3 separate regions of the Mus musculus genome follow, and all the other regions are linked to region 3. The links are chromatin contacts, found by Hi-C or POLR2A ChIA-PET in ENCODE. All regions are on one chromosome and are shown on one strand. The core of a region is the stretch at or near the end of the contact, and the rest is flanking DNA. Distances in the headings are between cores, read along the strand shown. Region 1 overlaps Bnc2 (basonuclin 2). Region 2 overlaps Bnc2 (basonuclin 2). Region 3 holds the start of Bnc2 (basonuclin 2).

Region 1 (4,618 bases), core at 1,180-3,679, 150 kb before region 3:
TGAGGAGCAGTGGATCTGGGGGAGAGGAACTGGGAGGAATGGAGGGAGGGGAGGAATTGCATGAGAGAAGAATAAATGAAAGGAAAAGGAGAAATGTTCAAAAAAGTACAAATAATTTCCAGAAGGGCCAAGCGATTTCTACAACTCACTTGTTCCGGCTTTTTATCTAGCACAAATAGGAAATGTTTAAAATTTAAGCAAATGGTTAAGACTGGCGATACAAGGATAAGTAGGTGCAATAGAATTTGTCACAGAGGGTATCACAGAAAGACGGAGATGATTTTGGACCTCCCGGACCTGGTAACACTGTTCTCTCCCTTCCTACAGGTGAAGGAAGAAATGCTTTCCTAAAGCTTTACTCCGTTGTTTCTAAACAGTCAAGCTTCCCTAGGGACCAAAGCTACAGAACAACTCAAGGGGCTACAGACTATGAAGGCCCTACAACAAGCCACAACCTCTAGCGTGTATTCTTCTTTTCCCTTCCTCAAGGTTAATATCCTGTCTCCATCATAGAATCAAAGATGAGCTCAGTAGTACAAGACTCTCTGAACAAATGATCCTGGTTTCAATCTCAATTACTGAATGGGTACATGACTGAAAGAATTAATGAATTCATTTATTTCCTTAAAAAAAAAAAATGTGTGCTGGGAATGCATCATCCTAGGACTCAAGAGGCTAAGGCAGAAGAGCTTGAGTCAGAGACCTTCTGGGCAACAGCATGAGACACTGTCCAAAATCCTAGGCAAGAAAGGTCAGCGCTGAAGGGTCTTATCCAAGGTCACGTGACGGGGGAGGTTCCTGAATGACATCACAGCAGGAGCATCCGCACTCAGGGCCAGTTTGTTATCCCAGGAAGCTCCCAATATGCTAATGGCTGGCAAAAGGGACAAAAAAGCGCTCAAAGGACAGACACTGATTTGTTTTTAATGAAATCTGACTTGGGGAAAACCATCCTGCCTTGGCTGAAATGTTCTTATTAGAGAGATTTAATGTTGGTGTCATTTCACTCTTTCCTTCTTGGAAAATAAGAGGAAACTTTTAATAAATCAGATTGGAAAGGACTGAGCAGAGCTACAACATCCTTTTCATAATTAAAAAAAAATGCTTCCATGATTAGAACTATCAACTATATTTCCAGATAAACTAAATGCACATGAAAGGTTATTTGACACTTTTATTTTCACACCCTGTGGGGGGGGGGGACAACTTTAAAACTGGTTATAATAAATAATAAAACAGAAAGGAAAAAAAAACAAATACCAGCAAAACCCTACATTTTAAAATCCCCGACTGGAAACCAGAGTCAGCCAAACTCTACTATCACCTGAGCAGCCACAGAGTAAAAGGAGCCAACTCTGTGGGGACCACAAGAGCTTAGGGAAGACGGTTAGTATATGAATATGTCTTACATGTGAAGCATCAAGTCCACATATAAATCTCGATTTTGTTGTAAAGTTGATTGCTTGCTAGTTTAAGACTTCCCATAAACAATGTCAATATATCTGTTTAAAAAGAACAAACCATCATACAAACACCACTAATCAGATTAAACTCTGGAGGTCTATTTTGACAAAATCATTTTATAAAAATGTACAAATCAAGCCCTTAAAATTCTACATAAATAGGGTACACTGGCTTACTCATGCCTCATTTTTTGTACAATATTCATGTTAAATTTCCGTTATATTCTGGAAGTATTTTAACATTTGGAAACATAGAGAAACTGGCAATTCAGAACTACAGCTCAAACTATGACTTTTCTTAAGCTATAGCTCTCCTCTTCACAGGGAGAAACCCAAATGCTTTACAAAGGTAGAGAGCAAGAGGAAACTGTTCCATCAGTGCACATTTTAATCTCTTACAAATGAACCGGATCATGAAAGAGTCCTGAGTGTTATTTGTAACGCTCACAAATACAAGCTATCAGTCCTCGGCAGGCAACTGTATGTTTGAAACAATAAAGGAGGCAGAAACACTCCTTGAGAGGGGCAAGGGAGGGACAGTGTGCAAAATCAGAGGTCATTGTTGAGGCCTGTACCCTCAACCTGAGGCTCCACGCAAGGTTTCATAGCACTCTTCCTTCCAGATACTCAATAACTTCCCTGTTTAAACTGCTCAAATTCCAGAATTCCTGGTTTTAAATCACGATGGAAAAGTCTGGAGAGAATTGAATTAGAATGGCTCAGGATAGCCTTTCTAAATGCAGGAGTGTTGGGGGGGGGGGGAGAACACAAGCGAGCACATACTTAAATTTGTTTTGTTTTAACTCAGACCTTCTGCATTCCAAAATTGTATGCCTCTGACTAATATAAACCGTTGTTATAGAGAAGCAGTTAAGGGGAGGGGGGGAGAGCCAGGGAGAAGGAATGGGGGAGTGGTAATGGTAACACACAGTACCATGAGCTGCAGAGGCCTCCCAGTCAGTGGTGCAAGGTTAACAGAGCAGTCCCGCTGGCCTTCAGGCAGACAGCAAAAACAGCCTGGGGAAAGGGGGACAGGGATGGCGGCCAGGGAGGGGGAGCCCTGCTTGGGCAGTTTACACAAGGCAGCTCAGCTCCTTTCTGGCTCATTCCTCCTCTCTATCTGCCGGCCTCTGTGTGTGTGTCTTGTCATATTTTCTTCAGCTGCTAATTGTCCGGACTACAAGACTTTAAACAGCCACAGTTGAAGAAAAAAAGTGAAACCCTTCTAAGTGACCATCAGAGCAAATCAGCTTCATGCTGATGGGTAAAATTTTCCAAGGGAAGTGTCCTTCTGATAGTTCCTGCGCCTCCAAGTCACCCCACCCCCAACCCCACCTCTGCCACACACACTCCCCTGGAGGGCTAAATGCACTGTGGCAATAAAACATTCATGCGACTTGGAATTTTAACACAATGCCATTTCCCTAGTTTAACCTGAAAGGAATGCACTAGTCACAACAGACTACATCATCCTGCCATTAAACCCTGCCAAGGAACCACTTTTTGGCCATGCTGGGCCAGCTTTGACGGGAAAGGAGTACACAGACCCACACACTGAGCACAGAGGGGCCACCTCTGCTTCCTCAGCCTTATCCAGAAACACCCTGCCCTTGAACATGACTCCTGACCTCTTGCATTGTGACTGGCTTGGGAGGCATGTGTCACCCTGGAACTTCTGTACAGCCACACACTGAGCAGGCCATTTGTGGATCCCTCTGAACAAGTCCTTGGGCAGATGCCAGCATCCTCTCTTATTACTACTGCTACCATTCAGGACCCTATGGCTTCGCAGAAGGAGGCTTTCTCCTGGGCTAGATAATGCTGTGAGATGCTGTGGGGCTTACTTTCCTCTGTTTTGTGCTTTTTTAAGAAACAAACTTCACTTTGCATTCATAATTAGGTTATGATTACTGACATGACCATTTGCTTTGGGGACTCCTTAGCGAAGGTGCCAGTTCTTTCACATTTAAGTGACATTTAATTTAGACTTACAAAATACAAAACAGAAATAATTCTGATGTCTCCTGACAATTTTAGAAGAAAATTTTTAGAAGAAAAAAAAAAATCAAAGGTGAAGAATTCTAAAACACGAAGTTAACCATATCACATAGCTAAAGCCTTATCACAACAGAAGCAAGCAACTGTACCGGATTTAAATCTGAACTTCTTGACTCATTACTTGTGAAGATCATGCTTGCAAGCAATGTAAACAAAAAGCAAGCGAAGGAACAAGACAACACACGCCTGCCCCTAATGAGGAGTTGAAGTCACACGCACTGGGCTGGGGATGCAGCAGAGGCATCCAGCATTGGCAAAGCCCTGAGTTCAATCATCAGCATGGTAAAAATGCATAAATCAGTAAGAATAAAATCCGTATTAAGCATGTGCAAATGCACACAGGCGCTCACTTCAGTGCTGAGGTCTGGGACATCCAAAGCAAGTGCCACAACCCTAAACTTTAAACCTGTCCTAGCATCAGTTTGCAGCTCAATTCTTAAAGTCAACGGACGTTTAGAATAAATCACAGCAATGTTACCAGAGGCTATAGTTCTGTTCATACAAAACATCATTTTTCCCTACCACCATTTTAATCACTGTGGTAGGGCTTTCAGAACAAATTTTTTTCCTATCTTTAATTCCCCCCACTTTGAGCACTAATATTCCTTTCCTGGGTAACATTTTCACTTTCAAACTTGTCATCTTCCTCCTTTCTCTTGTAGTCACAGCAGGTCAGAAGGGATGCAAGTCCTGCTTGTTCTGGCCCCACCTTGCAGCAGGTGAGCTGAATTATCCCTGTAGAAGGCACTGCCCATCCCCTGCAAGGAAGCCATGCCCCTCTGCAGGAACAACAGAAGAACACCTCACTCCTTTAAAAGAATACCCTAAAATACTAAGTGGTGATCTCAAAGCAACTTAGCATGCACATAGAAGACAAAGCCAGATAGTCTGCTTTAGTGTCATTTCTGTCTCCTTAGTAGCTGGAATTAGGATAAGCCCTAGTTAAAAGACAGTTTTTCCCCCTTTACACAGACATTATCATGCTTTGAAAAGTCATTTTAATCCCTTCGCTGGAACTATGCCATGCCAAGTCCACAGAGAAGGACAACATTAATTTCTTTTAAAAATATTTTTAAAAAATCATATTGGAAAAGAAG
Region 2 (4,252 bases), core at 1,690-4,189, 130 kb before region 3:
AATGAAATTATGTTGTTAATTTTGTTACATCATTGGGTGAATCCTAAATTACTCCATAATGATGCACAGCATCATTTATAATTCTAACTTAGTATTTCACTCTACTCTGAAAAGAGACCTTATTAAGGGATCTGCATTTTATTTGAAACAGGTTAAGTATACCTGGGCAATAATAAAAGGTATACAGCTCTGGTAATACGGGAAAAGTGTACTACCACCATTACCTGTACAGTGTAATTTCTTAAAAAGATTTCCATTAGATCAAACTATACCTTCTCTTGAAGGAAGCTGTAAAGATTTTATTTGCTACTTTCTCAAACACACAAACATGTACAAAATATGTAGAAAAATCAGCTTCCAAAATATGATTAAAAAAAATATCTTCAAAAAGCAAGCTCCTTTCTCCCTACCACCTCCCCATTTGTCTTTTTAACAATACCTTATGAGAGTTATCCTGAGAAAAATAACCTTTGAGGCTTTGGAGATAAGGAAAAAGAGAAAACGGTTTTGGACATTATCAATTCATAACTGAATCCAGAACTCTCAGTTACAAACGTCAACAGCTATACCTTTCAAGGCTCTCAAGTATCTGTCTATAAGAAAATGTTATGTTTCTAAACAACAACAACAACAACAACAACAACAAATCACACTTTGATTTTAAAGAAAATAATGTAAGGTAGGGTGATGAAGTCAGGAAGTCCCATTTAAAGCTTTAAGGGGGACAGACTTAACTGAGTCTGAGTCAAATCATTTGCTAATGTTAGATAAAAGGAAAGATTTGCAGTTAAGGATATCTAACTTCATTCAGAGGAAATGCAAGATACAGATTGTCCCATGCCTCTGCCTAGCTTACTTTTAGAAGACACAGACCTAGCTTATTAAACTTCAGTGTTCATCAGACATTCCCAAGCATACGTTTTCTGTAGCTAACACCATACGTGCTGAGTTCTCTACAGCTCAGTCTTTAAACATCATACACTAGCTCTATTAATCAGTCTTGTCTAACACTTAACAAGGTAGTCAAGGAAATGTAAGTTTTTATTCTACTATAGAAAACGGTGAAAAACTGTATTTAATAGATTTCATTTGCTCCATTAGCTAAATTTTTACTTAGAGATTAAAATAATCAAGCAGAAAAGCCTCTTTTATCATTAAAAAATTAGATATATAGAATTCTGCATACTTGATTAAATTAGAAAACAACTTTTTATCTTTAGCAAAAGCTGGCTTAATGTGGGTATAGAAACTATTATTCTTCTAAATTGTTGACTTTAAAAGAGCATTTCAGAAACTATCACACACACACATGCACACACTCTCCCACTCACACACTCTTAACTAGTGCTGCTGATCCATTACACATAAGGAAAAAGCCGCATTAAGCATGCACAGCACAGACCTGTATTTAGACAGACTTTGAATTTAAGACTACACAACCTGAAATGGCATCCTGGAAGAGAAAGAAAAGCACGTACACACATGTAAACACATACTCCCTCTTTTACGACTTCCAAAATGCACAAAAGGTAAATATTTAGTAACTGTGAAAGTTAATGGGAGGCTGAGCATCACTAACAACACCAAAACAGCAACAACCAATAATAAAGAAACAACAGTAAAATGGTCTCGTCCAAGATTGTGATTCTCATCCTTTGTCATGGTGCTCTGTGTTATAATCTGTCCACTAAGCATGGATGCCTTGCCTGTGCCTTTATTCTCCTCACAGGCACTGATGCTCACCATACACATGCATTCACACAGGTACATACAAAACACATCTCTGTAGCCCCCACAAACAAGCACACAGAAAACACCATGGTGGGCTGATCATACAAGTTTCTCTATGAGAAATTTAAATTATTTCCCTAATTCTGAACTATTTCTGTGTAATTTGCTTTTATTTCTTTTAATCCTAAATGTTTTCCACCACTTAAAGTCTCCTTAGATGCAAATCTACTTGGAAATGGGCTAGTGCCCAAGCAGCAATCTAACGCCATCTATGTGGTTCAATAGCCATTTATCAATTGATCATTATCTCTATCTGTTTTATTAACTCTTTTTTCACTAGAGGGAAAAACCTAAAGCAATGTAACCTTTCAAAGCATGCACGTACATACACATGCCACTAACTCCAGGGAAACCCGGGTGGGTGAGATCCCAATGTTAAAGTGGGACACACGTTATTAGGTTCTAAGGTTAGTGAAAACACACTCTGTTCCAACAACCACAAGAGAGCCACCCAGACAGAAAAGTGCTTCAGAAAAGCACCTCGCAAAGCCTTGTGCAGACACAAGGAGCATCTCTGCCAGACAAGAAAGGAACTTTTCAGGAAAAAAAAAAAAAAAAAAAAAAGCTTACACATAAAGAGTTGCTTACTGGGTTTATGTTGATTGCATTTAAATCCCAGCTTACTGGATCAGCAGTTATCAGGGTCCCTCTACAGGATGTCAAAATACACCTTATTCAAATACATTTCTCCAATCTAAAACTGGTTGATAAAACTGTTTACCAGTTAAATGTTACAAGAGCCGGGCTTTATGCACTCTCTGGCAAATGTTATTTCTAAACTTGTGACAGTTTACAGCCTTGAAAATTGTTTTATTTCATTACCAAACATTTAAAAATCTACCCCCAAAGTATTCAATTTCCGAGAACTCTCACATACAAAAGAGATCTATTAAATAGCAGTTGCAGTTATTTTAAATGAGTGGGGCAAGACCAATCTTTAAACAACCGCCATCTACTTAACATCCCAGTATATTTGTCAGTACTACTTTGGTGCTGCATGGATGATAAACTAACTCTTGCTTTGTATGGGTTTGGGGTAGGCTTCTGAAAAGCAAGACGTGTCTAGGAGGGAGGCACCAGGGAACTTCCCTCCCTCACTTGAGCACAGTCCAAGAGGAAAGTTTCTGGGTTGTTTCCCCTTCGCTTCCTCTTACCCTCGCTCCCCCGCGGAGCCGGAGAGCCAGCAATTGTGCAAGAGGAGCCGGGCGCGCAGGGCGCAAATCACCGAGCGCTTGGTACGGACGGCTGCGGGTGATTAATTATCCGTCCGCTGCCCTGGCGCTCTCCGGGCGGCTCTCCCGGCAGGGTAGCAGCCGAGCTGCCGGCGGCGGCTGAGCGAGAAGCGGCTCTGGGAGAACGCAGGGGCCGCGCCGAGTGTGAGTGCACCGCGCCGGGCGGCGGGCGGCGGGCGGGTGGCGAGCCGAGCGGGCTGCGCCGCGGCCAAGGGAGCAAGGGGAGAGTGAAGCCACCGCGAGCCGGAACGGAGGCCGAGAGCAAGCGGGAGCGCAGCCTGCCGCCCTCCGGGTTGACCCGGCCGGCAGGGAAGCCTGCACAGCCTCGCTCAGGTCTGAGTCCAGCTGCTCCAGACACCAGAAGTCAGACCCGCTGCTGTGAGGGGCCCGCGCTTTAGGACTGTTCGCTTGCAAAGACCTACTTCGAGACAGCAGACACTTTGACCAAGTCTTTCACATACTCAGAAAGATACATTTGTTGAGTAGTGGCTTTTTCTCTTTTTAGCGGGAAACAAAGAAATAAATTAAGGCTTCGCAGGACCCAGGCTACACACGGTGAAACTTTGCAGCAAATGCCTTTGCTTTCTCTAACTTCGATGTCCTTTCCCCCCTTTTCCTTAAGGACCCTTGGGGAAGCCAGGAAGTAACACTGCACAATCCAGTAGCACAGAAATGACAATGTATATATTTTTAAATTTCAGAAACATTTAGAAAGAAAAGTAGCAGGAAGAAAAGGGCACATAACAACTCGAGGTTTCTTTAAAAAAAAAATGAAAGTAACTTACCTGTTGGGACATTCTGAATAAGAGGTTAGTGTCAGCGTTTTGCCATGTCCCCATGAACCCTGGTTCAGCCGCAGTTGTTCTGGTTCCGAACTGCATGGAGTTGTCAGTACAGGAGTCTCTTAAAGTCAAGTCTCTTGCCCTCTTTGGCTCTCTGTCTCTCTGTGTGTCTCTTTCTCTCACATCCACTTCTGCCTCTTCTGACTGAAAAGTGAAGGTGGATTTTTTGAGCTTCTTGGCAGCCAGTAGCAGGAGTATACTGTAGTTAAGAAGCTGGCTGAACTGTGCGTTTCATTTGGGAAGGGGGAGATCTGGGGGAGGGGGGTCAGAGCTTCCTTCGCACCTTCTGCACAGATATCCCTATCATTTATGCATAGATTGTGACTCCCCTAGCTTGCCTTTGCTCGGTTTAACAGCTGCCTGTCAGGTGTGCAGGCTGCACTGGAG
Region 3 (4,024 bases), core at 978-3,477:
GAAAGAGTACCTACAACTCAGAACTTCATTAAAACTGAACAAGTTTAAAGGAAACGGCTACAAATATCATATAAAGTACAGAGCCTTTAAGGGCTCACAAAGGATTCTCGTGTGCATGATTCCAAAGAGTAAAAGGAAGTTCTCTCAAACTTAGACAAGGATTGGTACTAGAGGAAAACTTCCGAGCAGAAATACTTAGTGTCAGAAATAAAGTCCACCTAAAGCATGTGTGTCTGGGCATGAAACCACCTAAACAGGCAGAATACAAAACAGCGGGAGACAAATGGACTCAGCCACCGCTCAGTGATTAGTATATGGGAATAGATCTGTAGACAAATAGTAATACTAGCCAGGGGAAGAAAAGGCGTGCAACTGGCTTTAATAATGTTCTGTAAAATGCCGTTACAAGAAACTCTCCAGCTCTAAGGAGATATATTTCATACTTTGTTTTGATCCCTCCATTAACACAGGATCCAACAACTACAAATGTTCACGAAGTACATAAAAATTAATAAAACAGGCCACTTTCTGCCACTTTAATCCTGGATACACAGGATTATTTTATGATGTCTTTTGTACATCAGTTTTACAACAGCTTGACTCTAGGGTAAATGGGAAGCATCATAAATCGCACGCTGCTTTCAAAACCTCTTTAATTTCTGTCAGCATTACTGTAACCGCAGTCCTGGGTGCATTTTGTATGTGTGTATGTCTGCATTTGACAGTACCATCTCCTACATTCCAGTTGTGACTTTGATCTCTGAAACAAGAGATGTCACATCAGGGGGAAGGGAAGAGGAAAAAAAAATGTCAACCTGCTATCACCCCGTTTCTTATACATCCCATGTACATAGGGCCCACTTTGTATCAGAGCCCCCAAGTGGGGCTAACAACAGCGACACTGGGTGGTAGGGAACTCCAAGAAAAAAAGAGTGGTCAAGCCCCATTTCTAACAAATGACTTCCCGAAAGCAGACAGTGAGGCTCATCACTGGGTGAACTAATTGCCTGCTTCCTCGCTGCAGAGAAGCCGTCCCTTCCAGGGACTGGGCTGGAGTCCCCCTGCGCTGTGCCATCCCTTTTCCACCACCACTTGGCACTTACAAGTTTTGTTTTGTTTTAATCTTCGCCTCATCCCACGGGAGATTCCGTCTAGTTTTGTCCTGAGCTCCACCACTACTGTATATATATATATATGTTTTTAAATTCTGCCCCCCTTTCAGGTCTCAAATCCCACCGTCCAGTCGGCGTGTAAGCGCAGTGGGCCGGCTGCTTCAGAACCGCACTTCGGGAAAGCACACACGTGTCTGTCTAGCGGGATTTGACTGGCCGCGTCCGCGTCCTCCGCAGCCGCGCGGGCATCGCTGCGGTCCCCACGCGGGCCGCGGGCCGCGCCCCGGCACCCATGCCCAGCCGCCGCTCAGGGCTCTCAACAGGCCGGCAAGTTGGGAAAGTTGCCGCGGGTCCCGGCAGCCCCGTGCATCCCGGGTCCCCGTGTCCCGCGCCCTCCCCGAGGGCTCCCCGGTCCCCAGAGTCCCCGACTGGCCGCCGCTCACCTAAGGCGCGGGGAGCCCTCGCTCCCGTCCGCCTGCCCGCCCGCTCGCCCTCCCGCAGCCGCCTCGAGAACTTGGGGCCAAGTTGGGGGAGTGGGGGGTGGATTTCGGGAGCGCCGCCGGCTGCCCGCCTCCTCACGCCGCGGCGCTAGAGGAGAACGCGGCCCGCCGCGGCCCCGGGGCGTCCCGCCCGGGTCTGTCCCTACCAAGTGCAGACGCAAGCGGAGAGGAGGTGGAAACTTCTTACCATCTCGGCATGCTGGTTGTCAAGTGCAGCCCCCGCCTCTTGGTCTCCTCTTAGCGGCCGCGCCTGGACCAGCCCCTCGGCCGCCTCAGCTCGCCGCTCGGCCTGCTCCCTCCCCCGCCCGGCCGCTCCGGGCCGCGCTCGCCGCCCGCGCCACTCCCCACCCGCCCGCGCGCGCCCTCGCCGCGGCCCCTCGGCGCTCAGGTGACTGATTTACACCCGCGCCCAGGGTCGCGCTCGCTCCCTCGAGCCGGCGCTCCGAGTTGTCCCGCTCCTCCCCGGGCAGAGGGAGAAAAGAAAAAAAGGGAACGGACTGTCCGGGAGGGGGGCTGCTGGCGAGGCGGGGTGCGCGCGGCGGCGCGGGGGGGACCGGTGGCCGCGCCGGCACAAGTTTCTGCTCCCGGCGCAACTGTCCGGACTAGGGTGTTCGCCGCCTGTTTTGTTGTTGTCCTCAAGCTTTTCTAGGGGCTTCGGGGAGGATGTCTAGCCCTCCCCCACCCCCACCTCGCTAGACACACACCCCCTCTTCCGTGGATGGAAAAACAACTTTGGCGCCCCCCGGGGGGTGCGGGCGTGGAAGTGGAGGTGGCGGCCAGCGCCCAGCTGTCAACAAGGGGGAAAAATGCGAGGAGCCGGGAGGGGAGAGGGAAGGCTGCGAGCCGCCGCCGAGCACCGGGCGCGAACTTTATTCCGACTGCGGCGCAGCGCCTCCGCTCCGGGCTTCTCCCACTCTCGGTCTGCTCGGCCCGGCTCTGGTCTGCCTTGGGCGGCGCCGGAGTGAAGGCAGGGGAAGCCCGGGGACCGTGACGCGCCCGGGGACCCGGGGCAGAAAGTTGCGCACAGCTAGGGGCGAAAAGTTTCTGGGAGCGGCGGCTTTGGTGCCGGCCCAGACGGCGGCTTGCGGCCAGGGCTTCCTTCCCCTTCTAGGTCTGGGCCTGGAGCTGCAGCTGGCGGGGGAGAGGAAGGAGACTGCCACCCTAGCGGGCGCCCGCGACGGACACCAGTCACACGTGTGGGGTGACACTCAGACGACCCGAGTTGCCCTGCTTTAAGACACGGGTTGCCGGCGGCAGGCTCGGCACGCAGCCGCCAGCGGTTGAAGGACACTTCTTAAATGGAAGCAAAACACAGTCGGGCTGCAAGATTCGGGGGGGAGGGGGGAGACTTAATCATCCTCATCTTTCTAATGTACACCGTGTGCCAAAACCGTCTCCGCCTCGTGCAGATTTATCATCGCTAGAGCAAACTTTTTGCTTATCTGTCTCGGGAGGAAAGCACAGGTTTCTAGCACACTCTTGAGCTCTAAGAAATCAGAGAATCCTGCGGAAGATTTGGTTGGCTGAAAACAGGTTTGATTACTGTTTCTTCCTGAAAAGAGTAACTCGTCCCTCCTTCCATTCTCTCTTTCCCCAAGCAGAGGGAGAAGCCTCATAATTTCATTCAGAGGTCAGAATTAAATTCCTCCGAAAATATGTAGACTTGGAATTTAGGACACACTCACACACATACACACACCGTCATAAGTTTAATGTATATTCACAATGGTTAAGCTTAATTTTTTTTTCAGGATCCATGGCTGACTAGATCCCAAGTAGCAACAGCTGGCCTGAGAATGTGAGTTAGCTTATCCACGTGGATCCAGCCTTTTTTTTTTTTTCTTTTTTTTTTAAACATTAGGGCCACCAGCACCTGCAGTTCCTTGTACTAGTTGGGTTCAAATTCCTGACTCCTCCTAGGCCCATGCAAAGCAGATTGGTAGTCACTTCAGAATCTGTCGATTCTATGCAGGAAACACTATAGACTTTAGGCACATGTTTATCTCTTAAATTTTCTAATGAGTGACAGTTGCTGTGGGACAAATTACGGGTTAGGTATCTAACCGTTATCCAATATGTTTAAATGCATGTTATCAAAGTAGGCTCATCGTCAAATGATTTGATTAAGGTGTGGAGCATATTCTCTTGTTCTCTAAGCAGAACTATGACGTCATTCTGTAGCAACTGATTACCCGAGAGATAATGGTGACCAAATGTTCATTCTGAGGTCCTAGGAGCCTCACAAGCAGCTTCCAGAAAGAAGCCAAGTTTCAGTGTGTTTCCCTGCATCACGAAAAGATTGGGAAAAGCTAGCAGCTAATTTCAGAGTCATTACCCACACAAACCCATTCATACACTTAACTGCTTTTAAGTGACAGTCCAGCAAGTTGCCAAACAGTTGTATCCACACAG

The links. A loop is a pair of places that touch in the nucleus more often than their neighbours do. ChIA-PET counts read pairs that join two places held with the same protein, here RNA polymerase II (POLR2A).
Region 1: POLR2A ChIA-PET joins it to region 3 with 43 read pairs in Patski. The contact joins the enhancer-like site here to the promoter of Bnc2 in region 3. POLR2A ChIA-PET finds 5 or more read pairs at or near these places in 2 of 5 experiments (Patski and embryonic stem cell).
Region 2: a map of heart shows a loop between it and region 3 (7-fold over the local background). The contact joins the enhancer-like site here to the promoter of Bnc2 in region 3. A Hi-C loop is called at or near these places in 8 of 37 maps with a recorded cell type or tissue (Patski, gastrocnemius, heart and 1 more). POLR2A ChIA-PET finds 5 or more read pairs at or near these places in 2 of 5 experiments (Patski and embryonic stem cell).

The regions. Positions count from the first base shown.
Region 1 is chr4:84,520,967-84,525,584 of GRCm38, forward strand. All of the region lies in intron 3 of Bnc2 (basonuclin 2), which reads right to left. Among named protein-coding and RNA genes, the nearest start is that of Bnc2, 150 kb to the right of the region's middle. Within about 2 kb of position 2,430, at least 1 of the 3 ENCODE cell types and tissues checked has a DNase peak (open chromatin) inside an H3K27ac peak, as active enhancers do.
Region 2 is chr4:84,542,397-84,546,648 of GRCm38, forward strand. Bnc2 (basonuclin 2) reads right to left here. Exons shown (of 7, transcript NM_001369083.1): 3 at 3,809-4,009. Among named protein-coding and RNA genes, the nearest start is that of Bnc2, 130 kb to the right of the region's middle. Within about 2 kb of position 2,940, at least 1 of the 3 ENCODE cell types and tissues checked has a DNase peak (open chromatin) inside an H3K27ac peak, as active enhancers do; it is heart, where a contact is called at or near this core.
Region 3 is chr4:84,673,176-84,677,199 of GRCm38, forward strand. Bnc2 (basonuclin 2) reads right to left here and starts at 2,228. Exons shown (of 7, transcript NM_001369083.1): 1 at 1,800-2,228. The coding sequence starts at 1,802.